3 separate regions of the Homo sapiens genome follow, and all the other regions are linked to region 1. The links are chromatin loops, found by intact Hi-C in ENCODE. Cell type or tissue: dorsolateral prefrontal cortex. All regions are shown on one strand. Each heading gives the region's core, and the rest is flanking DNA. Links, peaks and the distances in the headings are about the cores only. Region 1 overlaps MRPS11 (mitochondrial ribosomal protein S11). Region 2 overlaps ACAN (aggrecan). Region 3 holds the start of LINC01586 (long intergenic non-protein coding RNA 1586).

Evidence for each region. A loop is a pair of places that touch in the nucleus more often than their neighbours do. Peaks named below come from ENCODE experiments on the same cell type or tissue, not always from the same donor. Only the 100,000 strongest peaks of a DNase experiment are listed, where the experiment ranks them.
Region 2: it touches region 1 in a loop (9-fold over the local background); 38 of 110 quality-filtered maps call a loop at or near these places.
Region 3: a loop joins it to region 1, with 6 times the contacts of the local background. A loop is called at or near these places in 65 of 110 quality-filtered maps.

The regions. Positions count from the first base shown.
Region 1 is chr15:88,470,298-88,481,169 of GRCh38, forward strand. It overlaps MRPS11 (mitochondrial ribosomal protein S11), which reads left to right. Exons shown (of 6, transcript NM_022839.5): 3 at 2,330-2,428; 4 at 4,813-4,942; 5 at 6,692-6,757; 6 at 7,575-10,479. The coding sequence ends at 7,682. Among named protein-coding and RNA genes, the nearest start is that of MRPS11, 8.0 kb to the left of the region's middle. In dorsolateral prefrontal cortex, for the core only: CTCF peaks have their summits at 6,451 (motif pointing right) and 6,650; a DNase peak (open chromatin) is centred at 6,500; H3K27ac peaks cover 1,655 bases.
Region 2 is chr15:88,827,526-88,838,397 of GRCh38, forward strand. It overlaps ACAN (aggrecan), which reads left to right. Exons shown (of 19, transcript NM_001369268.1): 2 at 8,675-8,751. The coding sequence starts at 8,682. Among named protein-coding and RNA genes, the nearest start is that of ACAN, 30 kb to the left of the region's middle. In dorsolateral prefrontal cortex, for the core only: CTCF peaks have their summits at 6,975 (motif pointing left) and 7,177; a DNase peak (open chromatin) is centred at 6,976; H3K4me3 peaks cover 310 bases.
Region 3 is chr15:88,598,441-88,609,312 of GRCh38, forward strand. It overlaps LINC01586 (long intergenic non-protein coding RNA 1586), which reads right to left and starts at 6,670. Exons shown (of 3, transcript NR_120370.1): 1 at 6,424-6,670; 2 at 4,957-5,042. MIR1179 (microRNA 1179) reads left to right here and starts at 9,667; the gene lies at 9,667-9,757. It also overlaps a transcript of AEN not described here. RefSeq lists an enhancer at 5,930-6,636 and a silencer at 7,350-7,787. In dorsolateral prefrontal cortex, for the core only: no CTCF peak of the experiment used is centred there; DNase peaks (open chromatin) are centred at 5,608, 6,171, 6,900 and 7,337; H3K4me3 peaks cover 3,187 bases; H3K27ac peaks cover 1,624 bases; H3K27me3 peaks cover 3,471 bases.

The DNA.
Region 1 (10,872 bases), core at 1,822-9,821:
CTCCATCTCAAAAAAACAAACAAGCAAAAAAAGAAATGGAGTTCAAGAGTCAGACTTCAGACTTTAGCTAGAGATATACAGTTGGGAGACATCATAGAGATGATATTTAAAACCATGAGATGACAAAATCATTAATACCATAAATGTAGATGAAGAGAAGAGGTCCAAGGACTGAACCCTGGGGCGCTTTCACATTTAGAGATTTGGGAGACTAGGAAGAACCATCAGAAGAGACAAGGAACTTCCAGAGAGGTAATAGGAAAACCAGGAGAGAACATTTGTTTTTTAATTTGGCTCAAGGTGGGGAGATCAGCTGTGTCAAATGCTGCTGATGTGATAGGTTGCTAGATCAATAACAGAATTGCCTATTATATTTAGTAATGTGGAGTTAGTTGGATTAAAGCATTTTTGGTGGAGTGGTAGAGGCTAATATCTGATTGAAATGGGTTCAAGGAGAATAGAAGCAGAGGATAGGAAGAAACAGCAAGTATAGTCAGTACCTTAAAGTTCCTTAAGAGGGCTCTGCTATAAGGGAATAGAGAAATGGACAATAGCTCCCAGGAGGTGGGTTCAAGAGGTTTTCGAGGGTTGTTCTGTTATTTTTTCAGTTTGGAACATAACAATATGTTTTGCCATTGGGAGCAGTGCAGTATAGAGGGGAAAAAACAAGTGATACTGGAGTGGGAACATTGCGGGAACAGTGTCCTTCAGGGGCTAATACACAAGTGGAGCACTGTAACAGGAGAGAGCGCAAAGGCTGTGGGCACAGATGTTCAGTAGTGGGAGCTGGGAGAAAGTCTGATTGCTTCTATTCCCCTGTGGAGGTCATCCGCTCAGCAATGAGGAAGCAGGGAGTTGGAGGTTAGAGGAGACAAAAGAAGCTATAAAAGAGTCATCTAGGAGAATGGAAGGATAATTGAACAGGGTATGTGCTGTATGATTGCGAGGCAGTTCTAATCACTTCTAAGGTCAAACCCACAGGAAAGAATATAGTTGTAAACTTTGAATACCAATGTGTTTTTGATTTGCCTTTTAAAATACCTCTAGAAAAGCAGGTAGGGCTGGGGCGAGAGTAGTCCTTAGATTATAATATAATTTCTAAAATGGAGTCTATTGTATTTCAAGTGGCTGTGGTGGGTACAAACATGAATCTGATATATGTGTGTAGGCCTAGAGGAACAGCAAGTTTATTTCCAGCTCCATTGCTGAAGGATGATTGTGTGTGTTCAAATTTTAAAAAGCACAGCTTGGTGAGCAAAGCTCTAGACTGAGACAGATCTACTAGGTCCAAGGCTTGGCTTCTCTTGCTAACCCTATTTCCCTATTGGTACCTAATTTTCACCATCTGAAAATAAAAATCCTTATTTTCCTTAAGGATTTCTTAAGGCATTCTTAATTGTATTAATAAGTTAACTTATTAGAGATGATAAGTTAGATGATAACTTAGCTAGAAATAGCCAGAAGACAGCTTGGACTAAGACAGTGGAAGATCTTGAACGCAACACAATGTGTTCACATCTGATTCTATTGGGACATTTGCAACATTGATTTCCATACCCCATCCAGAAGTCCAGGGTGAAGCTTAAACATCTGTATGCTTCACAGCTGACTGATGTTCAGCCTGCATTGAAAACCACTGGTCTAGGGTAGAGGTTGGCAAACTATGGTCGACTGGGCAAATCTGGCCAATTGCCTGTTTTTGTAAGTAAAGTTTTATTGGAACACAGCCTATTAATTTACTGTTGTCTGTACCTGTTGTTGGGATATAGTGGAAGAGTTTAGTAATTGGGACAGAGACCTGTTGGCCCGCAAAGCCCAGTATATTTACTATCTGGCCCTTTACAGAAAAAGTTTGCTGTCCTTTATTCTAGGGGATTCTGGGTTTTTTTTAATGGTAATGATATGAGTATTATTTTTGTCTCATTTTTTGCAATGTAGAGTCCAGATATTGTCTATGGTTGATGAAATAAGAAACAGAGGTTTGACTGTATTTTTTAAATTGTGGGAAGAGGAACCTACAAAGGATCTGAAAATAATGAACACGGGTATACCTGCAGGGACAAGGAAGATGGGGAGTATGCATGAAAATCCCTTCTCATAGCGGAAAGTCCCCAGATGTGTCTGAAGTCAGCAAGTCAAGAAACAGCATCATAAGCACAGCAGTCACACATGCGGTGGTGGCACCAGAAGGACTGAAAAGGAATGGTGGGGGCAGCCACTTAAGAAGCAGCAGGGGGCACAGAGCTGTTATTTTTTAACCATGTGTTGTATTTCTTTGATTTTTAAAAAGTCGAGACAATTTTAAATAAAATCTTTCTTCTAATTGCAGCATTTACCCTCCCATTCCAGGAGAGGAGAGCTCTCTGAGGTGGGCAGGAAAGAAATTTGAGGAGATCCCAATTGCACACATTAAAGCATCCCACAACAAGTAAGTGGGAAGGGAAACACTGGGCAGGTCTAGCGTGAGATTCTTTCCACTTCACAGGGAAAGTCAGGCTTGGCCCTGAATACCCCGGGGTAGAAGTGAGGGTGCTAAGTGCTGCATGATGGCGCTAATGTAGGGCACCGTCTTCCTCCTCACTTGAGGAACCACCTGCCATCTTACACAAGTTTCATAAAAATGTGAAATAGGGTGGGCATATCCTAGTTATAAGAATTCTTTGCTTTCCTTGAGAATAGTGTTTCCTGGTTTTGCTCAAGAGTTGGAAGGAGTGTATGAGGGGCATATGGTCCCACCATGAAGGTGTTTATTAAGTGTTGCTGGTAGGGAATGGATGATATATAAATTAAAAGATATGATTCAAGATATTAATATGATTTATTAATACACTAACCAGAATCTAGACCTCTAAATAGATATTGTCCCTTTAAAGTACTCACCACTCTGGGCCACTGTGCACTGGCCTCCACCTTGTAGAGCTAAATGTGGATGGTGAGTTTAAAGTGACAAGACTAGTGTTCTTGTGTGGCTTACAGACGGGGACAGTGCCAAGGGAATTCCCAAACATATGCTGCCAACAGAAGCATTGCTGGTATTAGTGACAACTTTACAGGTTGGCCCCCACTTGGAAATGAGATCAGTATTTGGTCACAGCCAACCCACCCAGCAATTTAGAGACCAGCACAAGAGACTACAGTCATGGGCTAAAGTGTGTGGCACAGATGAAATGCTATAGGATTCATTTCAGCATTTGTCAGATAAATGTAAAGTGACAGCAATTGGATTTCTTTTTCTTCCCCTCAGACTAATAAGGACATAGGCTAACTGCATTTAAGTGTCTATGGTCTACTCTATACAGCACTGTTTAGGCTGTCACAGAGACAAGCAATTACGCATCTATTCAATATGGAAAACCCTAGAAGCTCTGGTAGGGGGAATGTCAGAGCCATAGCCAGGATAACAAGTGGATGGCCCAAGCCCGGGGCTGACTCCAGCAGGCCTCCCCTTCAGTCACTTCTCCTGCCTCCTTCTGTGAGCTCTCAGAGCTCTCCAGACCAGAAATAGGATGATGATGACTAAAGGGGAAATCAAAGCATATCTGAGGATTTCTTAAGGCATTCTTAATTGTATTAATAAGTAACTTATTAGAGATGATTAAGAAAAAGTTGTGGGTGGATGCAGTGGCTCACACCTATAATCCCAGCACTTTGGGAGGATCACTTGAGGCCAGGAATTTAAGACCAGCCTGGGCAACATAGTGAGACCCAGTCTCTAAAGAAATACAAAAATTAGCCAGGCGTGGTGGCATGCACCTGTAGTCCCAGCTACTTGGGAGGCTGAGGTGGGAGGATGGCTTGAGCCCAGGAGTTGGAGGCTGCAGTGAGCTATGATTGTGCCACTGCACTTCCAGCCTGGGCAACAGAGTGAGACCCTGTCTCACAAAAAAATAAAAAAGAAAAAAAGAGAAAAGTTTTACTTGTTTAAAATAATTTTTGATCATGGAATATAGTGTCATAAGCATCAAAAGTATCCAATATGAGGCCGGGCGAGGTGGCTCATGCCTGTAATCCCAACACTTTGGGAGGCCAAGGCGGGCAGATCACCTGAGGTCGGGAGTTCAAGACCGGCCTGCCCAACATGGAGAAACCCCGTCTTTACTAAAAATACAAAATTAGCCAGGCATGGTGGTGCACGCCTGTAATCCCAGCTACTCTGAAGGCTGAGGCAGAAGAATCACTTGAACCCGGGAGGCGGAGGTTACTGTGAGCCAAGATCGTGCCATTGCACTCCAGCCTGGGCAACAAGAGCAAAACTCCATCTCAAAAAAAAAAAAGTAGCCAATATGGTAATATTGCTAATATTTTTTTAAGAGTCCTTCTTTTAGAGCTATGTACTGAAATATTTACAGACAAAATGATAGGTCTGGGATTTGCTTCAAAATAATCCATTGGTGAGGGGAGTGGGGTGGGAACAAGGTTTATAGATGAAACTGAATTGGATATGAGTTGATAATTGTTGAAGCTGGTTGATGAGTCCATCAGATTTCTTATGTTATTCTCTTCACTTTTGTGTATATTTAAAACTTTCCCCAATACAGTCATTTTCTGGGTGATACTTAACTAACTACTCTCAGATTATGGAGCGCTCTTTAAATTATGTGACTTACCAGTTTTCAGTCAGGTTTAGGGGAGAATTCTGACCTTTCCTGATACTTCCTGTAGGAGTTCAAAACATGTTCATCTGAGAAGCTCAAAGTAGAAGCAACTGAATTCCTTTTTCTTTCTCACCCAGGCTTCTAGGGGCATAGATTAGCTCTCTCTTATTTCCCTGAAGAAGAGTTGTATCCTATGTGCTTCTTCTACTTTTCTCAGCACACAGATCCAGGTAGTCTCTGCTAGTAATGAGCCCCTTGCCTTTGCTTCCTGTGGCACAGAGGGATTTCGGAATGCCAAGAAGGGCACAGGCATCGCAGCACAGACAGCAGGCATAGCCGCAGCGGCGGTAAGTGTGTGTTCCTTCTGCTTCCTTCTAGTGTGTGTTTGCTTTCTGCATGGCTCATCACTGAGTGGAGAATCCTCATTATACTACCCATTCAGAAGCAAGGGTTTGTCATGGCAGCTTTGATGCCCTGATTGGAGCATTGGTTTGAAAAGGTTTAGTGAAAGGCTCCTCTTTTTTCTTTCTCTCAGCTTCATTAGAGGTGAAGCCCTTGTTGGTTCATTCTAGGATGTAAGAGCCAAGATACCAAAGGCTTGAGAACCAAAGACCCCTCAATTTAAAAACCGTTAGCCAGGTCTGGTGGCACCTGCCTGTAGTTCCAGCTACTTGGGAGGCTGAGGCTGGATGGCTTGAGCCCAAGAGTTTGAGGCTGCAGTGAACTATGATCTCACCACTGCACTAAAGCCTGGGCAACAGAGAGAGACCCTGTCTCCAAAATAAATTAAAAATAGGCCAGGCGCGATGGCTCACAGTTGTAATCCCAGCACTTTGGGAGGCCAAGGCAGGCGTAAGAGATCGAGACCATCCTGGCCAACATGGTGAAACCCCATCTCTACTAAAAATAGAAAAATTAGCTGGGCGTGGTGGTGCGCGCCTGTAGTCCCAGGTACTCGGGAGGCTGAGGCAGGAGAATCACTTGAACCCAGGAGGTGGAGGTTGCAGTGACTCGAGATCACACCACTGCACTCCAGCCTGGTGACAGAGCGAGACTCCATCTCAAGAAAAAAAATAAAAATAAAGACCAGTGGTTTGGGGTTGGGAGAGATATGATAGTCTATTTGGAGAGGACATAGTATCGTGGGGACTCATGCAATAGCAATACCAGTTCCAGTGTGAACTGTCGTAGACCTTTTTTAGAAGCAAATTGGCAAGGTGCTGCTATTGGTATAGTTATTGAGCATCTACATGTGCCAGACACTTTACATTCATTATCTTGAATCTTCAGAGACCCTCAGTATTATCCACATTTTCATAAGCCAATTGAGATTCAGAGTGTGTGACTTGCCCAGAGCCATGCACCGATTCAGTTCACTGATCGGAACCCAGATTGGTCTGGGACCAAAGCCTGCACAATTTCTACTATAGTACAGGCCTTACAAATGTTCAGACTCTGCCAAACCAGATGTATTTCCTGAAGGAAAACCTTGACCTTCAAACAAGGGAAGGCACCCCAAAATATTGATTGCATGTACTATCATCAGAAATCAAAATGCTGTAAATGCCCAACCATGGACAGATCATATACTATGAAAAGAAGTATGTCACTGTTCACAGTGGCTTCTGCATGGTGAGTCATGAATGATTTCTGTATATTTTCCCATTTTTATAATGAACTGCCTTTATTATCAAGAAAGTAAATTTTAACTCTAACTGCTTAGAGATTTTAAATGATAATACTTTTAAAGTGGGTATTTAGGTTCAGCCTTGAAGCCTAGGGTGGCGCCTCATGGTCTGAAATTCTGCATTTGCCCCCCTGAGAAAAACCTGAGCAATATTTAGAAATTTCCATTAGGTGGCGGTGCTGTCCTAGGCTAAACAGATCACAGTCACGTGAATTCTGCAACCTGCCAAATTCTGTGGTCTCTGCTGGCGCCTGTCCTCCACTATAGCCATCTGCCCTTTGCCTCCCTGTTTACTTCTCTGGATGCCCTTTCCCTGAGCTCACACACCCCTTGCTCTAGGAGGCAGTAGCAAGAGATTTGGATGCAGTAGTTCTCTCTCCGGGGCACTAACCACTCTGCTTCTCTCCAGAGAGCTAAACAAAAGGGCGTGATCCACATCCGAGTTGTGGTGAAAGGCCTGGGGCCAGGACGCTTGGTAAGTTACAGTGATTTCCATAGTGTACTTGCCTCCTAGTAAGTGTGAGAATTTGGGGCTTGAGAGCAGAGTACAGGGAGAGTAGAAAACACCTTTTAGTGGATTTCCATGTTTGCTTGAAGTTCCCGTCTGTTGTTTCTATAATTGACCAAGCCCCTCAGAGCAAGCCTAGATCACTTAGTATAATTCATCAGACACTGAGTGCCTGCTGCGTGCCACGCACTGGGAATGGGAAGGTGGTTCCTGGGGGAACTGTCACAAACAAATCCCTTAGGACAGACTGGTGAGCGCTGTGGTAAAGCATGTGCCCAGATCGCTGGGAGCCCATCAGGGGATCCCGAACCTAGCAGGGATAATCTTTCCTGATGATCATTAGCACAGATAATCTTTAGCTTCTTCAAAGAGGTGACATCTCTCTGACTTTGCAGGAATAATGAGGTATCAGGGAGGTGGAGGCACAGCAGGTACGGGGGGACATTGCAGGCAGAGAAAACTGCCTGAGTAAGCTACAGAAGTATGATACCCAAGGTGTGCCAAGGTCTACAAGAAGTCTTTGTTCGCAGATCGTAAAGTGCAAAGTGGAAAGTGGTGGGTACAGTTTGAGAGGGGAACAGTGTGAAAACCTGGTTAAAGGGTTTGGGTGGAGACCTTTGTGAGAGTAGAATAGGATTGGGATTATAGGTATCAAAGCCAGTGAGCATCTCACCCCTCCGTTCCCTTCTCTACGCCACCCTGTCCCTCTCCGAACCCTGCCTGGAGACACTGGATCATCATTTCTGGGACCATGTCATTCTACTTTTCCTTCTGTTCCTTCCAGTCTGCCATGCACGGACTGATCATGGGCGGCCTGGAAGTGATCTCAATCACAGACAACACCCCAATCCCACACAACGGCTGCCGCCCCAGGAAGGCTCGGAAGCTGTGATGGGAAGGAGGCCTGCACTTGGACCTGACCTCAAGCCTCAGCTCCAGTGGGACCTTGTAAAATGCTCCCTGTCAGAGCTCTCCAGAATATGCTTGTTGGAGATCCTTCAGGCAGTAAGGGAGAGTTTTGCCTCCTTACACAGTGGCCTTTGCTTGCACCTCCAGCTGGAGATGGGTGTGCCCCAGAAGTAAGCTTTGCATCTCTTACAAGAGGGGAGCTACAGGGGCAGCCGTGGCCTAGGCCCAAACTCTGCTCTGAGAAAATAAATATCTGTACCACCTGTCATAATTTTGAGATTTTTTGCTTTCAGAGTTACGTAATTCCTAATTCCTCTTGAAAAAGAGAGTGTGAAATGAGGTGAGGCCTCAGATGAAAGTAAAATATAAATGTGAGTTGCTATTTACCAGACACTTCTGGTTTCAGATATTTCTTTTCTAGCCCCTTACCCAAGATTTCTAGAGCTAATCCTAGTAACTTTTCTTATTAATGACTTATAATTTGGCCCCAAATTGGAGCTTTTTGCCACCTACCTCTGGATTCTGATGGATTTCGCCATTATGGGCATGTTTAAAGTTAGCCCTAAACACAGGATTTTCTACAAGTGGACAGTCAAACTCCCCACACTAAAGTGGCAGTCATCGTTTACACTCCATGGGCTTCAGCAGTCCCAGCACTAACGAGAGAGTGCCCTAAAAGCGGGGAGGGTAGAGTTGTACAAAACATGATTCTTGGCCAGGCACGGTGGCTCACACCTGTAACCCTGGCACTTTGGGAGGCCAAGGCGGGTGGATCACTTGAGTCCAGTTAGAGACCAGCCTGGGCAACATGGTGAAACCCCCTCTCTACTAAAAATACAAAAATTAACCAGGCATGGTGGTGTGCGCCTGTAATCCCAGCTACTCTGGAGGCTGAGGCATGAAAATCGCTTGAACCCAGGAGGTGGAGGCTGCAGTGAGCTGAGATCATCCTACTGCACTCCAGCCCAGGTGACAGCGAGACTGTCTCAAAAAAATAAATAAATATAAATAAAAATTTAAAAAAATTAAAAAAAAAAACCTGATGATTCTCTAGAAAATAGGGTGGATGGCAGGATGGGCTTGAGTAGAGTCCAAATCTAGAAGTGCAGAAAGCAAGTTGATAAGGAACCTGGGTAGTGCTGGCAGTGGGGCACAACTCAGGACCCCCAGGCAGGACTGACTGCTCCTCTGTTGGGGCTCTAGGGTTCCTGGATACGGCACAGAGGCCAAAGGTGGGGGCTCTAGAGACACGACCAGAGAGTCCCCTCTTCCACAGGCAAAGACTAAGGGTGAGAGTATCACCAGAAGCTGAGAAGGAGTGGTCAAGTACACAAAAGCACTGTTCCTCCCAGATGAGTGCAGGAAGGGCTGCTGACCAGAAGGGGAAGGCACTGTGGAGTTTTACTTCTGTGTCCAGCCAGCTAAGTACTGTGATCTGCCTGAACTCAGTATAGGAAAAGACACAGATGCCCCCTTAAATAGGCAAGAGGCTGTGTTAGGACAAAGAAAGGAGGAAGATCACGAACCAAGACATGAATTTAGAGGAAAAATGCCTCCCTACTGCCTTCTCTTTAGTCCTTAGCAGGTCCTATGAAGGCCATCTTGTGACAGTGACCAAAGAAGCCCAACCGGAGGCTTCTTGGATCAAAGCCACTGTCGGAAGGAATTAGACTGTTTCACCGCAAAACTACATATAAACACAATGCATTAAAACATGGTGCACTTGAAAATTGCACTTCGCGATTTGATATGGTTTGGTGGACAGAGGGCCCGTAGCCATCAGACAGTTCAATCAGGGTCTGAGCAGGAAACAGCTCACAAGGTTTAAGAGAAAAGCTCAATGAAAGCTCTTTGCAGAGGCATGGGTAAGATTAAGGAAATAAAGAAGGTGGACTACAAAGCAGCTGCCACCCTAGGCTAGAAGAGGCAGGGAAGAACAGTTCCTAGAACCTGGCAGGAGCTGCCACAGCAGCAGAGTGCACCTCTGCCAAAACCATGGCCTGAGGGAGAGGGAAGAAATGCCTGGCTGTTCCCGGCCTGTAGTCCCTTGCTGGGGTCCCCCTTGGCTGATCCCAAAAGGAAGCAAAAAGGAAGGGAACTCAGTGTTGTGGTACTTGGAGGCTCAGCCTCCCAGGCTGCAGAGTGGATCTGGAGGGGCACGTAGAGGATAGTAAACACAGGAGGCTTCTGTGGCTTCTGTAAGTCCTCCATACACCATAGGTTTTTATTTTGGTTTTGGTTTTTGAGTCTCGTTGTCACCCAGGCTGGATTGCAGTGGTACGACCATGGTTCACTGCAGCCTCAAACTCCTGGGCTCAAGTGATCCTCCAGCTTCAGCCTCCTGTGAGCATCTGGGACTACAGGCGCATGCCACCACACATGGATAATTTTTGTATTTTTTGTATTGAGACCAGGTCTTGAACTCCTGGTCTCAAGCAGTCCCCCCACCTCGGCCTCCCAAAGTGCTGGGATAACAGGCGTGAGCCACTGCGCCTGATCCACACACCATAGTTTTTAAAATGTTATTTTACTCACAAGAGGGCTTTGGAAAGGAAGATCCTGCCCAGCAGAGCCTACATGCGCAGACAGGACAGAGGACCCTTAAGGATCAATGGTCTTGTTGCCGGAAATGGATGTCTGGCGCAACCCCCGGAGCTAGTTTTGGGGAGGCCGCCTTGTTGACTGTGCACTGGAAAATGCACATTGCTTTATCGTGAGCTCTCGGTGCACAGTGTGGTTTCCAGGCTCTGAGTGGCCAATAAAGCTGGTGCTGTCTTAAACTGTACTGTCTCTTAATCATTTGTCTTGGCCTCTCAGAGACTGACCTTCCCACCCCCATGAGAGACCAAGGTACCTTCACTGAAGGCTGACCAATCTAGGCGGTGATTATTTACCTAAAATGCTGGACTGCCCTGTCCCTGCTGCCACAGCCCATCTCAAACAGCAGGTCTCTCCTTCCTGAGAAAACAGGTGGAATGTGTGCTTGCACTTCCCACAGGCGGAAAGATGCAAGCCCAGCATGTGGGTCCCAAGTATTTGCACAAGCAGGGTGTTGGCATCAGCTTGTGTGACACACTTTGTTGTCTTCTGGCAGCAGAGCCTCAGATTATTTCTACGGATGCATCTGCAGCTTTGCTTCTAAGGCTGGCTGCACAGGACTGGCTACATAAGGA
Region 2 (10,872 bases), core at 2,452-10,451, 360 kb after region 1:
TTTAAATTCGATATAGATGCAAATTGCATGTGAGTGGCACTTTTTATCAGGCTAGCACCCATTAGTTGGGTGGCTACTTTGTGCAGAAACTGACCTCAGTGCCCATAGTAGGTGCTTGGTGTATCCATATTAGTTGAAATGCAGTGAGGGGCATACACAATGCAGGTGTTCTTGCTCCTCAGTGAGGGAGGAACCAGCCAGACAAACCTTGAGAAAGGAGGCCAACTCAGCATCTCTCATTTAAGTCCTACAGCGTCCTATGCTATTTGATAGATCCTATCTAATCAGCACTTTAGAGGTAAGGAAATTGAGCCTCGAGAGGTTAAATAATTGAGCCAAGGTCATATGCTCACAGGAAAGTGTCAGAGCTGCGATTCAGCCACATCTGTCTGACTCCCAATCATGCTCTTTCTGTTGCACCAGGGCCTGCTCCCACCCTGGCCATCGCACCCACCCATGCACACATCCCTTAAGTGGTTGGCCTAGTAGTTTGAAACAAAAGTGGGAAAGAAGCCACAAGCCAAGATGAGTCTGCTAATAAGTTGGTCATAACAACAAGAAATGACAAAGGACACAGGCAGACAGGAGAGCGTTTCAGGCTGGGGGAGGTTTCCAGGCGGTGGCATTTGCATGGGGCCTCAAGGAAGGTGGGAATAGGTCAGACATAGAGCTAAAGAGAGGGTGTTTTTTGAAGGAATGGAACTGTGTGAGCAAAAGAAGGGAGTGAAAGGACAGGGCCAGACCCTAGCCCCAGATTCAAATAGGGCACTGCCAGGGGATAAGACCCATGCCACATCGGCAGTCAGGTAACAAGTATAACCTGCAGGTATGACACTCTCCGTGGTGTCATTTCTCGGTTTCTTATTTTCTTTTCTCGCAGCTCCACTACCCGAGCCTTTTTTTTTGCTCCCCAGAGAGCCTCCCCTCACTTCTGTTAGATGTGTGCACCACCCTCCCAACCTCACAACTCTCCTTTCTGCCTTTTCGTCCCTAGCACAGTGAGGGCATGGGGGCATCTTTCTGAATAGGCTGGACCTTCCCAGAGAATGTGCTCAATAGGCAAGCGAAACCCTTGTGCATTGCCCTGGATGTTGCAGCAGAACAGCAAGCAATGAGCAGGTCCCTGGCCATGAGGGAGGCTGAGAGGGTGGAGATGCAGTTCCTTCTGTTCCCAGAAGTTAAAAAGGTGGAACTCTTCTCTGCACTGCGTGGAGCTGGCATTTGGAATCTCAGGGAACTCCAGAGTTAATTCTCCCACCTGCCCCCATTTCAGAGATGGAAAATCCGAGGCTCCGGGTCAGGCAGCCATTTTAGTCAGGGCCAAGGTTAGGACCCAGAGCCGACTCACTCATGTCTGCTATCTCTGGATACAGGTTTGTCTGCACTCACTAGGCTAGAAGCAACTCCAAGGAAAAACCTTTCTTTCCCTTCACTGGGCCCCTCTGTCTTAGCACAGAGCTGCTCAAGGCCAATCCTAGACAAAAGTATGGCCTTGAAGGGTTTATCTCCAGCACTCCCCACCCTGCTGCCAACTGTCTGTTTCACAGGACCTACACACTTGCCCGGAATGGAGAAAAACACATGGAATTTGATTTAAGATGCTTCAGTGATGACAGAGCAAGTAACAAATTTGGAAAAAGGAAATCAAAGATACGGAAAAAGACAAGGTGTTGAAGAAGGTGGGGAGAAGAGAAAGAGGAGGAAATATCAAAAGAGTATTGGCAGCTACAAAAATTACCTTCACAATTTCCCTGGGGGTGATGCTTGCATGATGATCCCAATTTACAGAAGGGAAAACTGTAAACTGAGGCCTTACATGAGTTTCCTGGTGAGTTAGGACAGAGCTGGGACTGAAATCAGCTTCCTGGCTTCCCGTTTCTATACCATCCCACCACGTCTGTTTAGAATATGTGGGAAGTTAACAGCTGCAGTTGGGGTGACTCTGGCCAGATATGCTCTTGGTGTAGGGTCCCTGGCCTTTTCCCTATGCTGGGTTTGAAATCCCAGCCTCGAGTGCATATGCTACTGCGTTTATGCACAGCTATCAGGATGATCTTGTTCATGAGCGAGTGACAAGAGAAAAGGTGCTATTGGGAGATTAGGCTGCAAATAAGTGATGTGCTGGTGACTGGTGACTACAGGAATGGGGCACCTTGGTCCTTTCGAATCCATCTTCTAGGACTTAAGTCAGGGACACAGAGCCACCTGGTCGCAGGCAAATCTTACTGGTCTACCAGTCTACCAAACCCCAACGTCTACTTACTCATCTAACAAGGAGGTGTCAAATACCATTTTGTGTTATTCCTGGTACTGTGTGAGTTAGCATAAAGGGATTTTGTTTTCATTTAAGACTTGATTTTCAAACTCTAGGAGGTCACAGTCTGCGTGATGAGACAGAGTTAGCACACATAAAACAACAGAAGAAAAATTGGGTGCTAAACAGTGTGTAGAAAGTCATAGCTGGGGGGAATACAACCCAGGGCCAAGGCCTGGTGAGGTTTCAGGGAGGAGGCCTGCAGGATCTGGGAGAGGAGGGTGGGCGTTCACGTAGCCAGCAAACATTTGCTGAGTCTACACTGATGTGGACTCACGCTGGGCCAGGGGAGGTGACATGGAGATGAACATTTCCTGACCATACCCTAGGGCTGGCAAACTGGCCTTGGTTTTAGGGCCAGCCTCAATGTCCCCAGGGACACATGGAGGACAGCACAATGAATGGAGAATGAGGCTTCATTCAAAGGAAAGAAAAGTGCTCATTATCCTTCCCCAGCCCGTTTCTTTATTTACTATTATAGTCATGCAACATTTAACAGGGATGCGTTCTGAGAAATGCATTCTTAGGCAATTTTGTCATCCAGCAACATGTGCAGTGGAGACCCCTCCACTAAAGTGTACTTACACAAACCTGGATGGTACAGCCTACTACACTCCTAGGCCATATGGTATAACCTAGTGCTCCTAGGTGACACACCCATACAGCATGTTACTGTACTGAATACTGTATTTTTACTGTACCTTTTGTATGTGTAGATAGGTTTAGATACACAAATACTTGCCTTTGTGTATACACAAATACTTCCCTCTGTGTATCTAAACCTATCTAAACCTATAAAAGATACAGTAAAAATCCTGTATAAAAGATAAACAATGGTACACCTATAGGGCATTTACCATGAACAGAGCTTGCAGGACTGGAAGTTGCTCTGGATGGGTGAGTGACTGAGTGGTGAGTGAATGCGAAGGCCTAGTGCATTATTGTACACTGGTGTAGGCTTTATAGACACTGTACACTTAGGCTACACTAAATTTGTAAAAATAAATAAAGTAATTGCACTATGACGCTACAACGGCTGCAGCATCACCAGGTGATCACCAGGTGATCGGCGTTTGTCAGCCCCATTAGAATCTTACAGGACCATCATCGTAGGTACAGTTTGTTGTTGACTGAAATGTTATGTGGCCCATGGCTGTAGTTACGTCCAGTAGTATGCTGGTAAATCCACTCTCAAAAAGGAAAAGAAAGAAAAAGAAAAAGAAGAAGTCTCACCTCGTTGATAGTGTCTGCTGATATCCATCATAACCAGTTTCAAACTACCAGTGTGATGTCACCGAACACAAAATTTGAAAGAGATGCATAAAATGGACTCTGGCCGGCTGGTGCCAATTGGCTGTAGCATAACACTGGTTCTCCTTGGAGCCCTGGGAAGGGGTGACCCTGATTGTTCCTCCTCTGGGCCGCACATGGCCTGTGACCTTCCCAAAATCACATGCTGCACTAAAGCGCTATCATTAATCAATACAGCCATGCACATCACAAGGAAGCAGCGTGTCTCTACCTGAGACTTACTGAATGTGAAGGGGTCTACCTCATTTGGCTGGGCACCACCTAGGTGCTCATCACATGTGAGCCTCCAGTCCCATCCTCAGCCCTCCGCCCCCCAAGGCCTAGGGTTGAAGGAGATCACTTCTAAGACGTACGGGCTGCCATTTGTCCATTCATTCATTCAGCAATTTCCTCTCTTTGTGCCACACACTACATTGGGTGCCAGGGAGACAGTGGGGAACAAGACAGACACAGCAGCTACCTTGTGAAGTTCATTAATGCTGGGAATTATGAGGGCCAGGCCCCCTGGCACTGAGTTCTGGTTTGGGCTCCACTTCCAACCTACCATATGGCCTTGAGCAACTCAGCCTCCTCCTTGGGCCTCAGTTTCTTCATCTGTAAAATGAAGAAGTTAGGCTTGATGTTCACTAAGGTCTCTCACAGCTTAGACCTTCTGTGGCTCCAGGGGGTAAAGAGAGGTCCAGAAGGCCGCCACAGGAGGAAGCGTTGGTTGGAGGGGCCAGGAATGTCTCCATGGAGGAACAGCAGGCAGGAAGCAGATTGGACCTCTGAAGATTCACCATGAGTCCCATGAAAGAGGAGGGGATGTGTTTTGGGTGGCTTCTGATGGTGGAACTCTTGGATGTAAATTATAATGTGGCTGAGCCATTTTGACTCAATCTTGAAAGTTCTTGAGTACAATTGGAGCTGCTCAGCCAAGGAATGGGCCACCTTGTGATGGAATGAGCACCTAACATGCAATCAGAGGCCAAAGACCACCTGGCTGAGCTGTATATACAGGATTCATGCCAGGGAGGTCATTATTGTAAAGCATCATGATCGTCAGTAGTGAAGGAATGAAAAAAAAGAAGTTGTGTGGTCCATTGTATTATGTGGAAAAGACAAATAGCATGCAAAAAGATTGCAATTACAGAAAAACACAAGTAGATACCTTAAAAAAAAAAAAAAAGACTAGAATGGCCAGGTACCATGGCTCACACCTGTAATCCCAGCACTTTGGGAGGCCAAAGTGGGTGGATCACTTGAGGACAGGAGTTCGAGACCAGCCTGCCCAACATGGTGAAACCATGTCTCTACCAAAAAATACAAAAATTAGCCAGGTATGGTGGCACACACCTGTAGTCTCAACTACTCGATGGTTGAGGCAGGACAATTGCTTGAACCTGGGAGGCAGAGGTTGCAGTGAGCCAAGATCATGCCACTGCACTCCAGCCTGGATGACTAGAAGGCAAACTATCAAAACACTAATAATGAGGATTCGGATTGTAGATGATGGTCATTTTTTTCCCCATTGTCCTATTTTCCAAATATTTGGTAGTATGATAATGTTGTGTTTGAAATGAATGCAGTTTTATTATTTATGGAAAGTCATCTGGTCCAACCCTCATCCTGGGACAGGAAGCCTCTCTACAACCACTAAACTCTCTTCCAATCCCCCAGTTCTGAGAGGCTCACTCAGGCCTGACAACCAGGGAGGTGGGAGGAAAGTTACACTGATGGATGCTTGCTGAGTGCCAGAGCCTGTGCTGGGTGCAGAGCCAAAGAAACAGTGTCCGGCCTGGAGGAGGGATGATGGCAGTCACATTATCTCACTCAGTCTTTGAAACAGCCGTGGGGCAGGTCCTAGATTATTAAGCAGTAGGCGTCCACCCACGTCGAGGAGGGGTCTCCACTGCACATGTTGCTGGAAGATGCATTCAGGGAGAGTGGGTGAGCTGCCTGTTCAATCCCATAATTTGATGGAATCCAGGCCAAGACCTTGGCCAGGTAGACAACCATGGGGTAGAGTCTGGCTGATGAGGAGGTGAAGGTTTCCTTGTCTGCAACCTGGACACATGCACGCATGCTCACACAGACACATAGCCTCAGCTCAAGCTAAAAGCACCTCACTTTCCCCTACCAAATCTCCACATAATGCTCTCTGAGAAAGTCAATTCCCTGGTGATGAACCCAAACCACATGACTCTCACCCGGCCTTCACCCAGCATCCCCTTCCTGCTCCCCAAGCTCCCCTCTCCACTTCATTTCAGGCTCCCCGTCCCCTTCCTCTGCCTCACCTATGCTGTCGCCCTGTCAGCACCTAATTCAGCTTCCCATGGAGAAAGGCCTCCCTGTTGACAGGGCCGTGCTGGGACTCAGGGCTGCCAAAGTCAGTCTTCTCGCATAAAAGGCTCAGTGAGTCCTGGAGACACTTGGAAGCCAGACAGAATGGAATTTCTCCCTATTTTCTTTACAGCTGAGAAAACACACACAAACACAAGAGCATATTTATTGCGATATTTCTATCCCAAAGTTTGTCTTTAAAAAAAAAAAAGAAATAAAATTAGTTTCTCTGCCCACTCCACCCCTATCCCCCTACCCCCACTCTCCTCCCCACCTCTTTTCATTCCTTCCCATTTCCTGGTTTAGGCCAGGGAGAGAAATCAAGCCGTCCAAGCCCCACAGAGCACTCCTACACCCCCGGACAATGTCCAGCTTGTTCAGAGAGTGAGGGAAGAAACACAGCTCCGAAAACATACACACAACCTCCCAATGAAGGGTGTTCTGAGGGAAGAACAGGCGGGCCTTGTGTCTGAACACGAATCCCTAAGGCTCTGGGAAGAGAGGAGCCGGAAAGTCTAGACCCCTCCCCAGAGTGGAGAAGACACTTTGCCCTCTGCCTTCTGGGGAACTATTTCCCAGCCGCAACTCGTCACATGGGGCTTGAACCAGAGCCCCTCATGGTGCCACAGCCTGCAGCCAGAGACTTTTCTTTAAAAGGCAGCATCTAGGTAGAAAAATCCCTAAGGAGACACAGGGGCTACTTCTCAGAACTTTGGGATTTTCCAGACTTTCTCCAGTGTGAGGATGACGTGCCTCATGCATTCACGCCATACCCCCAGCAGCACCCACAGACAGCCCTTTCATTTCTGGGGTGACTCGTATATGTAGCATAGGTGGTAGAAAGATGACACACTCAATCAACAGGAAGAAAGGGTCACTCGGAGTCCTGGGCCCACCCTGCCCCTGCCCCTGGCATTCCTGGATGGGAACACCAGTGCCCTCCCAACACCCCTCCTGAGCCTAGGGACTCCTGGGGTGCCCCCCTCATCCCCAAATCCATCCAGCCCCAGCCGGCGGTGACTGAGCCAAGAGCGACACCTGCTGGGCCACTGGACTCTGATAGAGCAAAAGTCTGGGAATGCCACGGGCGAGAGTTGCTGAAATCTCCAATCTTTTCTTTAGTCCCAGATCCTCCATCCGCTCCAAGGTTCCCTCCCTCTGTGATGCAAGCACTTCTTAAACCAAAAGGGGAGGGTAGGTGCTGATGCAAGTCCATCCAACAGAACAACTCGGGGAACATCACCAGGCATGCACCGTGGAGGGAAGGTCACAGGAGGTGTCTGTAATGGGACTGCACGTGTTCTAGGCCAGCGGTGCTCCATCTTGGCTGCACCTTAGAACCTTCCAAGCTCTAAAAATCCTGAGGTCCAGGCTGAAGCCCAGGTGATTTCAGTGTGCAGCTGAGGTTGAGAGCACTGCTCTGGTGGGTCTCCTGTACATTCTCTTGGGTCTTCTTGGGTCCACCTATGCTGGAGTCAGGGTTCCAATTGTGCACCTTTACACTGCGGTTGTCACAGACCTGTGTACTTATTATGACAGCTTTACAGCAGATGACGATAAGGAAGGTTTGTCTTTCTAATCCACATGAAGTCATTGATCTAGCAGGAGAGCTACAGCTTCCTAGGTCTAATTTCTCTCCTAAAATATTAATCCGTTCATCCCATAACCTCCTCAAGAGCTCTCTAGGTGAACATCTTTTCCCTGACATGAACCAGGCCCCTAAACCTTGCCTGAAACCTTGGAGGCTAGTCCATTCTAAAACACACGTGATCTCTGGATTTGAAGTTGGTGGCAGGCCCAAGTTTCATTAGGGATGTTGAGCAACTCATCACTTCTCTGGGCCTGAAGGACTGTGTTAGTCAGGGTTCTCCAAGGAAACAAACCAATAGGACACATGCACACAGACACACACATACGCACACAGACACACACATACACACACACACACACGAGAGACAGAGAGAGAGAGAATTATTATAAGGAATGGGTTCATGCAATTATAGAGGCTGGCAAGTCCCAAGGTCTGCATGATAAGTTGGTAAGCTAGACCAGGAGACCTGGTGGTGTAATTCTAGTCCAAGTTTGAAGGCTTGAGACCTAAATGAAATGATTGGAGTAGTTTCAGTTTGAAAGTCAGTAAGCTTGAGACCTAGGAAGAGCAGATGTTTCAATTCAAGTCCAAAGGGAAGAAAAAGCAATGTTCTAGCTCAAAGGCCATCCAGCACAAAGAATTCTCTCTTTCTCAGGACAGGTCAGTCTTTTCTCTCTATTCAGTCTTCAACTGATTGGACTAGACCCTCCCACATTAGGGAGGACCATCTGCTTTATTCAATCTACCAATTCCAATGTCAATCTCATCCAGAAACACCCTCACAGACACACCCAGCACAATGCTTGGCCAAATGTCTGGTTGCCCCGGCCCAGTCAGGTTGACTCATACAATTAACCATCACAGGAACTCATTCAGATGAGACTTCACTGGCTGAAAGATGGGAGGTTAGGTTTATTAGCCTAATGCCCGGAATTAAACTGAGAAACCTGTGAAGGTTTTGTGAGGGAAGGATTTTTTAAGAAAATATCTCACAAACCACGTGCAGCCTCCTTCTCTGGAGATGATTCCAGGTCCTTGGGTGTGGAATTATCACTTTGCATCATATGTCACATGACTCTGCTTGACCTCACCATGCCTTCACTGTCTAAATAACGCCTCTGCCTCCCCTCTTCCAGGTGAACTATGACCACTTTACTCTGGGTTTTCGTGACTCTGAGGGTCATCACTGCAGCTGTCACTGTAGAAACTTCAGGTGAGGACATTCCTATACATGTTTCACGTATTCAGTAGGCATGAGTAGTGGGTTTGAGTACTGGGTACTGAACCTGGTGCTACTGGTCCCAGGGATATAATTTCCCCTTTCCTGGACTTTTCCTGGCCCCACCCTTCCCCTGTTGATGCATGCATAACTGTGATGGGATAGCACCCATGCGCGGGCACACTCTTGCAGGAGCCTTGCTCAGATAACACTGCTCCTGACTGCCCTCAAGCCCCGACAGCTGGCAGGGAGAGCTCCCGGCAGGTGCCCTCCTTCCCTCCATGGATCTCAGTGAGGACTGCTGCGCACTGAGCTTGCCGGAGGGGCAGGACATAGACAAACCAGTGGAGAAAGGACCATTGAGGGAGGATCGGCTGGAGCACCAAAGAAGAAAGGTCACTTGGGAGACAGCCAGAGAAAAGCCCCAGGGAATCAGACAGGTCTTTGCCTTTTCTGCAAACCATCCTCGGGAAGCCCCAGCCTGGTCTCGTGCATGTGGAAGGCACTGGGTCTACTGCTAATCCAGCATTGGACCAAATGAGCAAAACTTCCACTGACCCCAGGATGGGCTTGACCCCAGAAGGGAAGGTATGTCTTCCCCAGGCCCAGACAAGAGAGGACTCTGCTCTTGGCTGTGTATTTTAGAGGCCCCCACTGGCCATCCTCCAGCCTCAACCCTCTCCAAAGGAAGGGGAGTCAGCAGGGCCAATGTGTCTGCCCAAATCTGCACTTCCCCTTTAGAGCACATTCTGGGGTCCCAGGATGCCCAGAATTTCCCCTCCAAGTGGGCCCAGGCCACATCCAGGGCCTGCATGGGTCCATCCTCCTACGGGGACACCATACCCCTGGTGGGAGCCACCCTGGGCCCAAGGGAGGGGCCAAGGAGTGGCTGTTTGTATGGGGTGTGGGCAGAGCAGGGCTGTGGGGCTGAGATAAGCACAGCAGCACATGAGACCCCCTCACAGTGCAGTCAGTGTGGGAAAAAGAAGGCGGCCCAGCTCCCCATGCTCCCACCCAGCCACTACAGCCCAAGGCAAAACACCAAGTAATCCAAGAATTCTGAATTTAAATCTGTGCTTTCAGGTCATTTTGAAAGGTACCATTGTCAAATAGGAAGATAGGACATAGAACTTAACAATCTGTTGGCCTGATTTACAACTTTTGCATCTGTAGACATATGGGACAAGGGCCTTCATTTGTACTGTTGCTGGGAGACCCACAGCCATGCAGCCCCTGGCTGTACCCAGGGGTGGTCCGCCCACACAGGGAAACCAGTTCATTAGGTTTGAGTGGGGCTTTAAAAACTGCTGAGCTGGGCACGACAGTCCCTTTCAGCTCTCCCCTGAGAACCACTACTGCTAAAACCAAGCCATGTCCAGGGTGCGAGGGCCCAGCACTCGGAGGAAGATGCCTGTGGAAGGGGCCAGTGGGACTGCCCAGGACATCAGAAGGTTAAGGCCTGGACTCTAAGCATTCCTCGCTCCCCTCCCCTTGCCCTGTGATGTATCTACAACCCACAAATATCTGAAACATTTTTTATTTCAACCTGTAGGCCCCCATGAAAGAACAGGTTTCATAAATGTATGAGTCTCCATGAAAGGTGCTTTTTTTTTTTTTTTGGAAAGCTGTTTTTTTTCTTTTTTTTTTTTCCCCATTCCCAGCAGATCTTTTGTTTCTAACAAGATTTGGTAAGCTTGTTGCACCTCCTCTATTGACACTCTCCATTATATTAACATGTTTGGAGTCTGATCCTATCCCATCGCCTCTCCTGCATCTGACTGTTTGCACACCAAAAGGTCTGATCTTCTCGGATGCTTCTCCACCTGAGTCCCCTGACTCCCAAACAGCAGAAGAGAGTGACTTGTCCCGGTGGCAAAATCAGGCTCGCACCCAAAAGCAGACCTCCCCAAATGGGACACATCTTAGAAGTTTTCTGTCTCAGCTTTAAAATTGTGTAGATTACTTTTCTACCCCAACATAATTTTTCCCAAAATCTTTGAGTTAAGCTGTCACTCCAAGGAGATGGGTCCTGTTTTATTCCACGCTTTGGTGCCCACTGCAGTACCCCAGTTTGAGAAACAGGGAGTTGGTCCTGACTCTGACGTCTCCCCTCCC
Region 3 (10,872 bases), core at 1,459-9,458, 130 kb after region 1:
ATTAGGAAATATTAAATGAGATAGTCGATATCTCATAAGACTGGAATCATACAGCATTTGTCTTTTTGTGACTGGCTTATTTCAGTTAGCATAATGTCCACAATGTTCATTCTTATTTTTACCTGTGTCAGAATTTCCTTCCTTTATAAGGCTGAGTAATATTCCATTATATATGCATACCACATTTTGCTTATTCATTCAGCCATCAGTAGACACTTGAGCTGCTGCCCTCTTTTTTCTTTCTCTCTTTCTTTCCTTCCTTTCTTTCTTTCTTCCTTCCTTTCTTTCTTCCCTTCTTTCTATTTATTTATTTATTTATATATTTTATTTATTTATATTTTGTCAGGGTCTCACTCTGTTGCCCAGGCTGGAGCACAGTGACATCATCTTGGCTCACTGCAACCTCTGCCTCCTAGATTCAAGTGATCCTCCCACCTCAGCCTCCTAAGTAGCTGGGACTACAGGCACATCCCACCACACCCAGCTAATTTTTATATTTTTTTGGTAGAGGCAGGGTTCCTCCATGTTGCCCAGGCTGGTCTCAAACTCCTGGGCTCAAGCAATCTGCCTGCCTGGGCCTCCCAAAGTGCTGAGATTAGAGGTGTGAGCTGTCGTACCTGGCCTCCATCTTTTGGCTATTGTGAATGGTGGTATATAAACCTGGGTCTACAAACATAGAATCACCTCCTTTCTAACTTTAAAGGCCGGGCGCGGTGGCTCACGCCTGTAATACCAGCACTGTGGGAGGCCGAGGCAGGTGGATCACAAGGGCAGGAGATCAAGACCATCCTGGCTAACATGGTGAAACCCCGTCTCTACTAAAAATACAAAAAAAAATTAGCCGGGCATGGTGGCGGGCGCCTGTAGTCCCAGCTATTCGGGAGGCTGAGGCAGGAGAATGGCATGAACCCGGGAGGCGGAGCTGGCAGTGAGCCGAGATCGTGCCACTGCACTCCAGCCTGGAGGACAGAGCGAGACTCTGTCTCAAAAAAAAAAAAAAAAGAATAGCTCTGTGTCACTTATAGAATTGCCCGGGTTACTTTGGCCATTAAAAGTATCACAGTAACCAAGATATTTATAATTCTCTATTATTGGATTTTAATTTCCTAGAGGTAAGCAGAGTCAAAATTCTAAAAGAACTTCTTTCTGAACTGGTGTCACTATATATTCACTATTGCCAAAATTATGTTTTCTTTTTCAAGAACAGCCTTCTCTGGTCTTCAGATATGACAAAATCCATCAGGTACTTGGTTGGTCCTTGAAATTAAATTTTAAAACTCTCTTGGTAATCTGGCAAAGGTTTAGAAATATTTGCTACACAATTGGGATGAAAGATGAGAGATCCAAGGTTTCTTAGAATGCCCGACGTGTGTGGGAGGTGAGTGTGATGACTTCATTCACTACACTGTTCTCTAATTCCACATTTGAGGTGTGTGGTTGTTGGCACAAGACAGGTGCCTCCTTAGCCATCCATAGCAAGCAAGTCTTTTAGCACCTGTAATCCAGTCTCCTTTCCAGAAAAGCTTCATTCTAAAATGTCAACCCATCTAGAAACTCAGTAATGTCTCCAAGATGCCTGACCCTCACAGAATCTTTTGACCTCTGGTCCATGGTTTGTCAATTCCAAGAAATGAATGCATGAGAATATTGAGGAAACTGGCAGTGTCAAGGTTTATCTTTATTTGGCTAATGGCGATGACAGTAAGGTCGGCTGAGCTGCCAATCTGTCCTCCAATTAAGTTCTAATCTGAAGAAGAATTGTTGTCCATGATTAAACTCCCACTGTCCTATGAAAAGGGAGTGTCTAGAAGTCAAATTCAAGATGGATCCACCACTTATCAGCTGTGTGGCTTCTGGCACGGCACCTAAAGAATAAACAAACCTGGAGAAAATAACACCTATCTCACAGAGCTGTGATAATTAAATTTAAGGGGGGTTTTTTGGTAGTAGTTGCTATAAAGTTATGTAAAACATTGTGTTGGAGAGCATTGAAAAATGTGAAGTACTATTAAAAATGTAAAAGAAATATTATTATTGTTTTGATTATTATTTGAGGTGTGGAAGGAAGTGGCCAGAAAGTAGATACCAGGAACAGAAGCAAGCTTATTGAGGAGGAGGACAAGGGCAGCTGGGCTGATGATGTATCTGAGTTGAGTAAAAACCAAATGCCTCTTATCAGCTCTTTACAGATAAGGTCAAACTCTCTCATGGTCACCTAATACCCCAGGCAAGATCTGCAGCAACCTGCACAGGTCTGAGACCCAGGCTCCACACCTGCTCTGATTATGCCCATCTGGAACAGTGCCAGATAAGGAATAGATGCCTAATAAATACCATCTACTCCCATATTTGTATCATACTATATTTTAATTATAGAAACTACCTAATCATGTTTCAGAAAATTTGGAAAACATGATAAAAAGAAAACATTTAAAAGCCACCTGTGATCTCTTTAACAGAAACTTTATCATACTTTGATGTACTTCTGTTCTATTTTTTCTATATATGTGCTTTCTAAAGACCTTACTTTAATGATATCTGTAAAGACAGTTCTATGTTCTGCTAATTTCCTTCCTTAACATTATGAGTATTTTCTTGGCTCATGTTTCAGCAAAAACATTAATTTTAGAGTTGGTAGAATATTCTATCCATTCAACAGATGATGTGCCAGTCTCCTATTGTTGGATATTATGTTGCTTCCATTTTAAAAAATATTAAACAATGTGACAATGGACACCTTTATGTATCTAACATTTTCTGTATTGAATATTATTTTATTTATTTGAGACAGAGTTTCCCTCTTGTTGCCCAGGCTGGAGTACAATGGTGCCATCTTGGCTCACTGCAACCTCTGCCTCTCGGGTTCAAGTGATTCTCCTGCCTCAGCCTCCCAAGTAGCTGGGATTACAGGCATGTGCCACCACGCCCTGCTAATTTTGTATTTTTAGTAGAGACGGGGTTTCTCCATGTTGGTCAGGCTGGTCTTGAACTCCCGACCTCAGGTGATCCATCTGTCTCGGCCTTCCAAAGTGCTGTGATTACAGGCGTGAGCCACTGCAGCAGCCCAAGATTATTTTATTAAGATATCCCAAAGAAAAACTGGTCCAAAGGGTGTGAACGTATTTGTGTTTATGACTTTTTTTTTTTTTTTTTTTTTTTGTAGAGACAGGGTCCTGCTGTATTGCCCAGGCTGGTCACTATGACCCTTGATACAACTTGCAAAATTGCTTTCCAGTGAATTTAACCAACTTGCAACCTCCACAGGGTATGAGTACTTATTTCACCATACCCTCTCCAACACTGGGAAGTAGGTTTTTAAATTTTTTGTTAATTCAGTATGTGGAAAATGGTACTCCACATTTTATAATTTACATTTCTATTTTAAATAAAGCAGAAAAATTCCAATTGTTTGTTTAACTTTGTTAAATTTTCTGTTTAACTGTTCATTTATTTTTTGTTTTCGGGGTGCGTGTGTGTGTGTGTGTGTGTGTGTGTGTGTGTGTGTGTAAAAATAAGTTCTTTGTTGCCCAGGCTGGAGTGTAGTGGCACAATCATAGCTCACTACAGCCTTGAACTCCTTGGCCCAAGTGATCCTCCCACCTCAGCCTTCTGAGTAGCTGGGACTACAGGTGCATACCACCATACCCAGCTAACTCTCTTAACTATTTACTAAATAATTTTGATGACTCATATAAGGGAGACAGTGGGTCTTTCCAGCAGAAGGAGCACTGGGAACTCAAGGTGAATTAAACAGTCTGAGCTCTGCTTCTTTATCTATAAAATGGTCAGCTTCTAGAATCAAATGAGATACATCATGTAAAATACTCAGTGAAAAATTAGAAGTGCTTTATAAAGATAACGAATAGAGCATTAATAGTATTACTTACACTCCCTCTAGGGCCTAGAGCGCTAAGATTCACAAATGGAACGGTTGCAAGAAAAATGTCCTGTGTTAAGGAGCCAGTCAGGCCAAAGACCAAACAGATTTTCACCAAGAGATAAATGCAGAATCTTTTCTCTGCCCTAATTTTTCTGAACAGGCTAAAACAATCCATGTTGGCCAAGATTTGGAGTTGATCTAGTACAAAGTTACCCTGGCTTTCAACCAAAATTTTTCAGACACTTGGCTAAGAGAGCAAGTGCATATAAATAAGAACCTGTTTTTCCTTAGGGGGAAATCTACTGCTAATGGAAAAAGAAGATACCCCACTTCTGGCCGTGCGCAGTGGCTCATGCCTGTAATCCCAGCACTTTTGGGAGGCCGAAGCAGGCGGATCACAAAGTCAGGAGATCAAGACCATCCTGGGTAACACAGTGAAGCCCTATCTATACTAAAAATACAAAAAATTAGCCGGGCGTGGTGGCGGGCGCCTGTAGTCCCAGCTACTCTGGAGGCTGAGGCAGGAGAATCTCGTGAACCCGGGAGGCGGAGCTTGCAATGAGCCGAGATCGCACCACTGCACTCCAGCCTGGGCGACAGAGTGAGACTCCGTCTCAAAAAAAAAAAAAAAAAAAAGGATAACCCCGCCTTCCATATTTTTGCATGTACAGTATTCAAAATGCACATTTAATGAATGAACTCGTAAATGTGACTGTGTGACAGAGTATGCATAAGACTCAACTATATGTCCCTGTTGGTGGTGCTTTTTACTTGTATGTTGGTTGGCTCGTTGCATTCACAAGAATGTATTTTACAGCTGTATTCAGACTGCCAACCAGAAAATGCAAAACAGTGTTATGTTTACATAATAATGGGTGAGTCTGAGAGTAATTAAAATGTTTTCTTCTGTTATTTTTCCACATATTTATGAATAAGATATTATTCCTTACATTTAAAAATGTAAAGAAAGTTCCATGTGATCCAATATCTGAGTGATAAATGAAAAATATGATTTTTAAAATGTTTCTCAAATACCTGCATATTTTGAAATATGAAAATGAAAAATAAAAACTCACCAGTCTGACTAGGAGGAAATATCCTGCTGCCTGTGTTGGCTGGATGTGGGCAGCACAGATATTTGTGTGTCCGTCCAGGGTTGGGCCTGCAGGGAACCAACCGGAGACAAAAAACAATTTTACTTTCCTTTTTTTTTTTTTTTTTTTTGAGATGGGGGTCTCACTGTGTTGCCTAGGCTGGTCTTGAACTCCTGGGCTCAAATGATCTTCCCACCTCCACCTCTTAAAATGCCTGGATTACAGGCGTGAGACACTGCTCTTGGCCACACTTTCCTCTTTACTATAGGAAAACAACGTAAAAGGATAAGATTGATGATAAATGGGCTTGGTGATATTGACAAAAAGGGGAAGAGGGGCTACTTTTGCCTGGACCCCAGCCCTGTGTACACTGGTCAGGGCTTCTCCCTGCATGCAGAATGCCAGCCCCTATTCAAGAGACATGGAAAGGCCATGACATGGATATTGTTTTAGAGAGAGGGAGAGAGAGATGGAAAACCCAGATTTCTCTGTGAACTCTTCCAATCTTTTTGACAAGTACTTCAAATTTTTAAAATACTGTGGGAGCCTCACAAACATTTTTGTGTCCTGTCTGGTTCGTTGGTCACCAGTTTGCGCCCCCTAGATGCGCACTGGATCAGTAGTGGGTTTGTCATGTTCTGAAGCTCTCAAGGCTGCTTTGAAGCCTCAGTTTGTCGTGTGTGCAGGCGAGGACCCGGGCAGGTGGGTGAGTCCCGCTTGGGCGCTGCCTGGGTGTGCTCTGCTCCAGCATGCGTCGGTCGAGAGTGAGTGAGAATACGTCTGTGAGCGGTCAGGTGAACCGGGTCTGACCTGCCCAGGTAAGGTGGTGGAAGAATAGGAAATGGCCCTGTGAAAAAAAAATTTCTGCTAATTGGTCTCCAGACGCCTGCAGTCTCCCCCAGCCTCTTCTCTGGGACCAGGCAGCCACCCACCTGCTATGACCAGCCCGGGGAGGGGACGGGACTGGCTCTGGTGTCTCTTCTGGTCCGGGCACAACTGGATTCAGCACTAATGACGGACTCTACCCCAGCGGAGCGCTGGACCCTGGCAGGAGTCGCAGGCTGCCCGCTGCTGGCCCGCGGACCGGCACCCCCTCCCCCAAAGCTGTTGCCATGGCCACAGGGGACATTTGATGTGAAGCGCGGCTCCCCCCTCTCCACTCGCTTTCTCCGCTCGCCTTCAGGATGACGTCATGAACATCCGTGGCCCTGACAGGCCACCCGTGGGTTGGTCTCAGCTTTAAAGCAGCTGTTCTCCTCTGGCCCGGCAGCCGCGGCGACTGTGTTTGCACCCGGCGGACCATGCCAGGACTACGGACCCGGACAGGACTGATGGCCTCAGAGAGGCAAGTATTCAAGGGGCACTTCACAAACAGCTTCCTCAAACCCCACCCCCTCCCCCGCACTGCGCTGCTACTTGCACTGCGGCTCCTGGGGGGAAGCAAAGTACCGGCAGCTGGGTGGTGAGGGGCTTTCTTCCAGAAAGAAACGGAGAGCAAGTGGTCTTCCTCCCTAGCCGCGGCGACCCATGCCAGGTAAAAATCCCAGCCGAGGTCCCCGGTCCCGTCCCCTCCTCCAGGTCAAGGGCTCGGGACTGGAGAAGCAGCCAACTGGAGCTGATATTCGGGAAGCTAAGCCTGAGGCTGCTCTGGAGGGCCGGAGAAGCGAGCGGCCAGGCTTGGCACCCGCCAAATGTGCCTTGCCAAAATGAAGAGGAAGGAAGGCGACTCCGGAGCCCAGCAGGTGAGCGCTCCTACGGGATGCTGGGCAGGCTAGAGGTGTGGGGGCGTCTGGTTCCAGTACCTGCCCGGGGCGACGCGGAAACCCAGCTTGCAGTTTGTTTCGCTCGGTCCCGCGCCCAGTAGGAGAAAGACGGCCCCACAGCCTCGCGGGAGCCGGCTCTCGCAACCCAGCCGCCCCAAGCCCGCCGTCGCCCCTCCTCCCGCGCTTCTCGCCCCTGATTCTAGATGCAGCTGACTTGTTGCATGCAGAAGAGCAGCTGGGTTCGGCGTTCCAAGCCTCTCCTCTTTGCTTTGCCTGCCACCAGATCTGAGCGCCAGGCTGGCCAGCACCCAGAGAGCCCAGAGCCGCAGGAAAAAATGTGAAAAGTACCAGGAGACCACTGGGTAATCGCCCCAGTGCAAAGGGCCTTTCTTCCTACCCACCGCAATTGCAGCAAATAACTCCAGGGAGGGGAATCAGAGGCGCCGGGGATTGCGCCCTGGGAGAGCCCTATCTGCTGAAAGAGAGCGCCTAATGCCGTTACTTCCCAGTGTAGCCTTTCCACTCGGCAGACCAAGCGCCTCTCCTTCGAGTCGCTACCCGCTTGGAGTCGGCTCAGAATCAGGCTGCTAAAGGTCCCTGGAGCCCCTCCCCCAGCGAATCCGAGCCTGCAGCTTCAGCACCAGAGGCTGGACAGCGCCCCGGCCCTAGGGTGCCCATGGTCGGTGCCTGCGCACGGCTCGGCCTCCCAGCCCACGCCACTTGCGCTCGCGGCCCCTCAGACCCCACGCGGAGGAGGTCAGGAGGTGACACAGGTTCGCGGAAGAAAGCGGGACTCATCTTCCTCATTTCTCCAGGGATTTAGGTGTGGGATTCTAGGAGAGCATTCTCTCTCGCTCTGGCCACGACCAGTGGAAAAACTTGGCGCCAAATTTAGGCAGTGGTGCGGGGAGCAGAGGCACGATTGCAGGCGGTGAGCAAAGGGGCAAGCGGGACAGAGGATCTACTGTGAGCCCCAGGCTCTGGTGTTCCGTGAAAAATCGCCACATTTAAATCCTGCGCTCCCCCGTGCTCCCTCTCGCTCTCTCCCCCTTCCTTTTTCCCTTCCTTCCTTCCTCCCCGCGCTCTCTGTATGCCTTAATAGGAGTGAGTGAAAGGGAAAGAGTGGGGTGGAGGGAGAAGATATTGAAGCCGAGGTAAGAAGCACATTTTATCTAGGTCTCAAAACTCAAGCGTGGATGAAATCTGTTCAAAAAGAACATCAAGGTACGCGTTTTTTTACCCAAAGGAGCCCAAAGTGACCTTTGTATGAGGAGCAAAGATTATTGTTTGGCCAAGAAGGGGAAAGATAGCGGAGGGAGAGGCGCTATCACAAAAGGGCTAACGGAGGTGGAGAAGGAAGGGAAAGGACTTGGCACTAGCATGCTTACCAGGCAACCAGTCGCAGCACCTGCCTCCTGTTGCCTTGGTTACGGTGGGTGGCGGGGCTTTGGCCACTGATAATCAGTGAGCACCTTGACTATTTAAAATATCTCCTGGGGAGCCCCTGCCTTGTCTGGGCTAGGTGAGAGGCACATCGATCCCGCGTAAGGCCCCGTCTGGGGAAATCCTGGAAGATGTTTGTTTTTTGTTTGTTTGTTTTTATTTTAAGTAAAGGCGCATAGCAGAGCAACTTACCTTTCCACCACTACAGTCATCCCCTCCCCCCTCCACCCCATGGCTTCATTTCTCCAGGATTTACAATTTGGGCTTTTATATTTTTCATTTAGTCCTTTATACTGAAGGAGCTGAGTTCCTATCCCCACCCTCTCTTTTTCCCCCTTAAAATGAGAAAAAAAAATTGCTTTTCCTGGATGTACAGGAGGGAGACAAGGAAATTGTCCAGGGGTGTCTACTGTAGAGAGAAACTTTCTCCCTGGTTTGATAGTCATCCCTGCCCCACTAAACCACTCCCCTCAGGGGAGAGAGGGCTGAATTCTGGATTACCCCCACTTCTCACCTTGCCCCATAGACCACATAGAAAGCACAGGTAGAGGGAAACGTGTCTCCCTTAGCAGATGGACACTAGCATCACTCTCATTTGATTCCTCAAGATTCTCTTCTCTTCTTCCTCCCCAGCATCGCCTTCATAATTAGCAAATACAGCACCTAAAGCTTCTAATCCTCTGAGTTTTTCTGTTTCCCTTGATTGACAAACATTGACTCCACTTTCACCTGTCAGCCTTGCCCTGCCTATGTCCATTAGAAACATCTGGGTAGGAAATTATTTTACTCATAATTTTCCAAAGGCAGCTGTAACATTCTCAGAATGATTTGAGAGGAAATCGCTAGCAAGTTACCAGAACAGCCTGTGCTCTGTGCACTGTTTCATCTCAAATAAGTCTAAGTGCCATGAACGTTCTCTTTCCCGAAAAACAGCAACAATAACAACAACAAAAAGAAGTTTGTTTTAAACTGAGATATTACTTGACAACACGGGGTTGGAGAACATTTCTGTTTCAGGCAGGAACTGTGATATCTTTATCTGTGATGCCCTGAACCATAAACACACAGGTCTTTTCTTTTCTCCTCTTGTTCTCTTCTTTTCTCTCCATTTCCTTCATTTATTATTAATATAAGAATTTTTATTCATTATAATTTCAGCATAAGTTTAAAAGGTCAAAAATTCGCTCGGTGAACTGACTTGATAGTTTTGCGGGTATTTACATTAAAATGCTTTTAAAATGCTTTTCTCTCCCATGTTACTATAGAAACTTCCCTTTAGACCAGACCAGACAGCTGGTCTGCTTTTTGTACTTTTCTTCCCAAAGAAGTGCTTTCCTTTATGAATTGTCCGGGGCAGCTATCATTGATCACATCAGTAATGTCCCATAGCAACAGTTGTGTGGTTTTTTTTAATTATTATTCACTTTCTGCTTATTTTCTTTATGGACAAAGGGTCTACTTTCAAGAAGATAACTGAGCTCTTATTGGCTGGAAAGGAAGAAGCATTCTTTCATTGGTTGGTGTGTATTGCCTTGTCAACCAATAAGAGGATGCCATTTATCCTTTTCTGACTAGCTGAGTGAGCAGGGTACACAGAAGGATTGAATCTGCCTTAGTTCCATCCAGTAGCAAAGGACAGAACTCAGAGTCCTGGACTCAGGATCTGGAATTGACTTTGGCTAATCCAGATTGCACTGACTTGCAAGGATGACATTTTTTACCTACCTATTCGCAGCTTACTTCAACATACCTGCCTTATACATTGTCCTATGGCTTTTTTCCCCCTTCATTTTAGGAGATACTGTGATCATCTTTCCAAGTCAGTGCAGGTTATTGTTACCAGCACACTGAGGGTCCAGAGAATTTTGTGATTTCCCCTAAAAATAGATAATTGGTCCTCATTATTAGAGATTTGGTGAAAACTTTTGGAGATGAAGATGGAAAGCTAGAAGTCGGAAGAACTGCATTGCTTGTGATGCAGAATGGATATCTCAGCTTGTGGATTCACTCTACTCAGCTCTCAGCTTTGGTGTTTTGTGTTTGGTGTTTGGTGTCCTCTTCACTTTGATTTTTATTTGTCTGTTTTTCCACTTTCATTCTTCAGAGCTGCGCTTTTGGCCTGAATTTTCAGTGACAAATAGAAAAGCTGAATGGATGGAGACAATGACTCTTTAATTCAATGTAAGAGCTGACTCATCGCTTCCCAGGAAGACTTGTTGCAGGTAGGTGATGGTTATCCTGGAACTGGAGATTATCCCAGTCCTTTGTTGCACTGGCAATGGGCAGGTCTGTTTATTTTTCTCTTTTTTCCTGCACCAAATAGTCCTACTCAGGGATGCTGGCATTGGTCCCCACTTCCCTAAAAGAGGGGAAGTCAAAGTTCTTTCCCTTTCAGGACAGAAACTCTCTGATAACAGCCCGGAAGAAGTCTTAATGTGAGTACAGACCACTTCAGTCAGTCTTTTTTTGGTTCTTGGCAGGAGGGGATACTGGGAATGGATAGATGCCTGATCATCACGGTGCTATCAAGAGCCATATTCTTTATTGGCCCCATCTGTGCCAGAGTTCAGCGGTACCATGAGCCCTAGTGCTAGACTATTAGCCCTTCAATATTAGGAGCTATGTCTTGTACCCCTTTGATTCCCTCAAACTCAGTTGTGCTTAAAGTAGGGCTGAACAAATGTTTGAACTA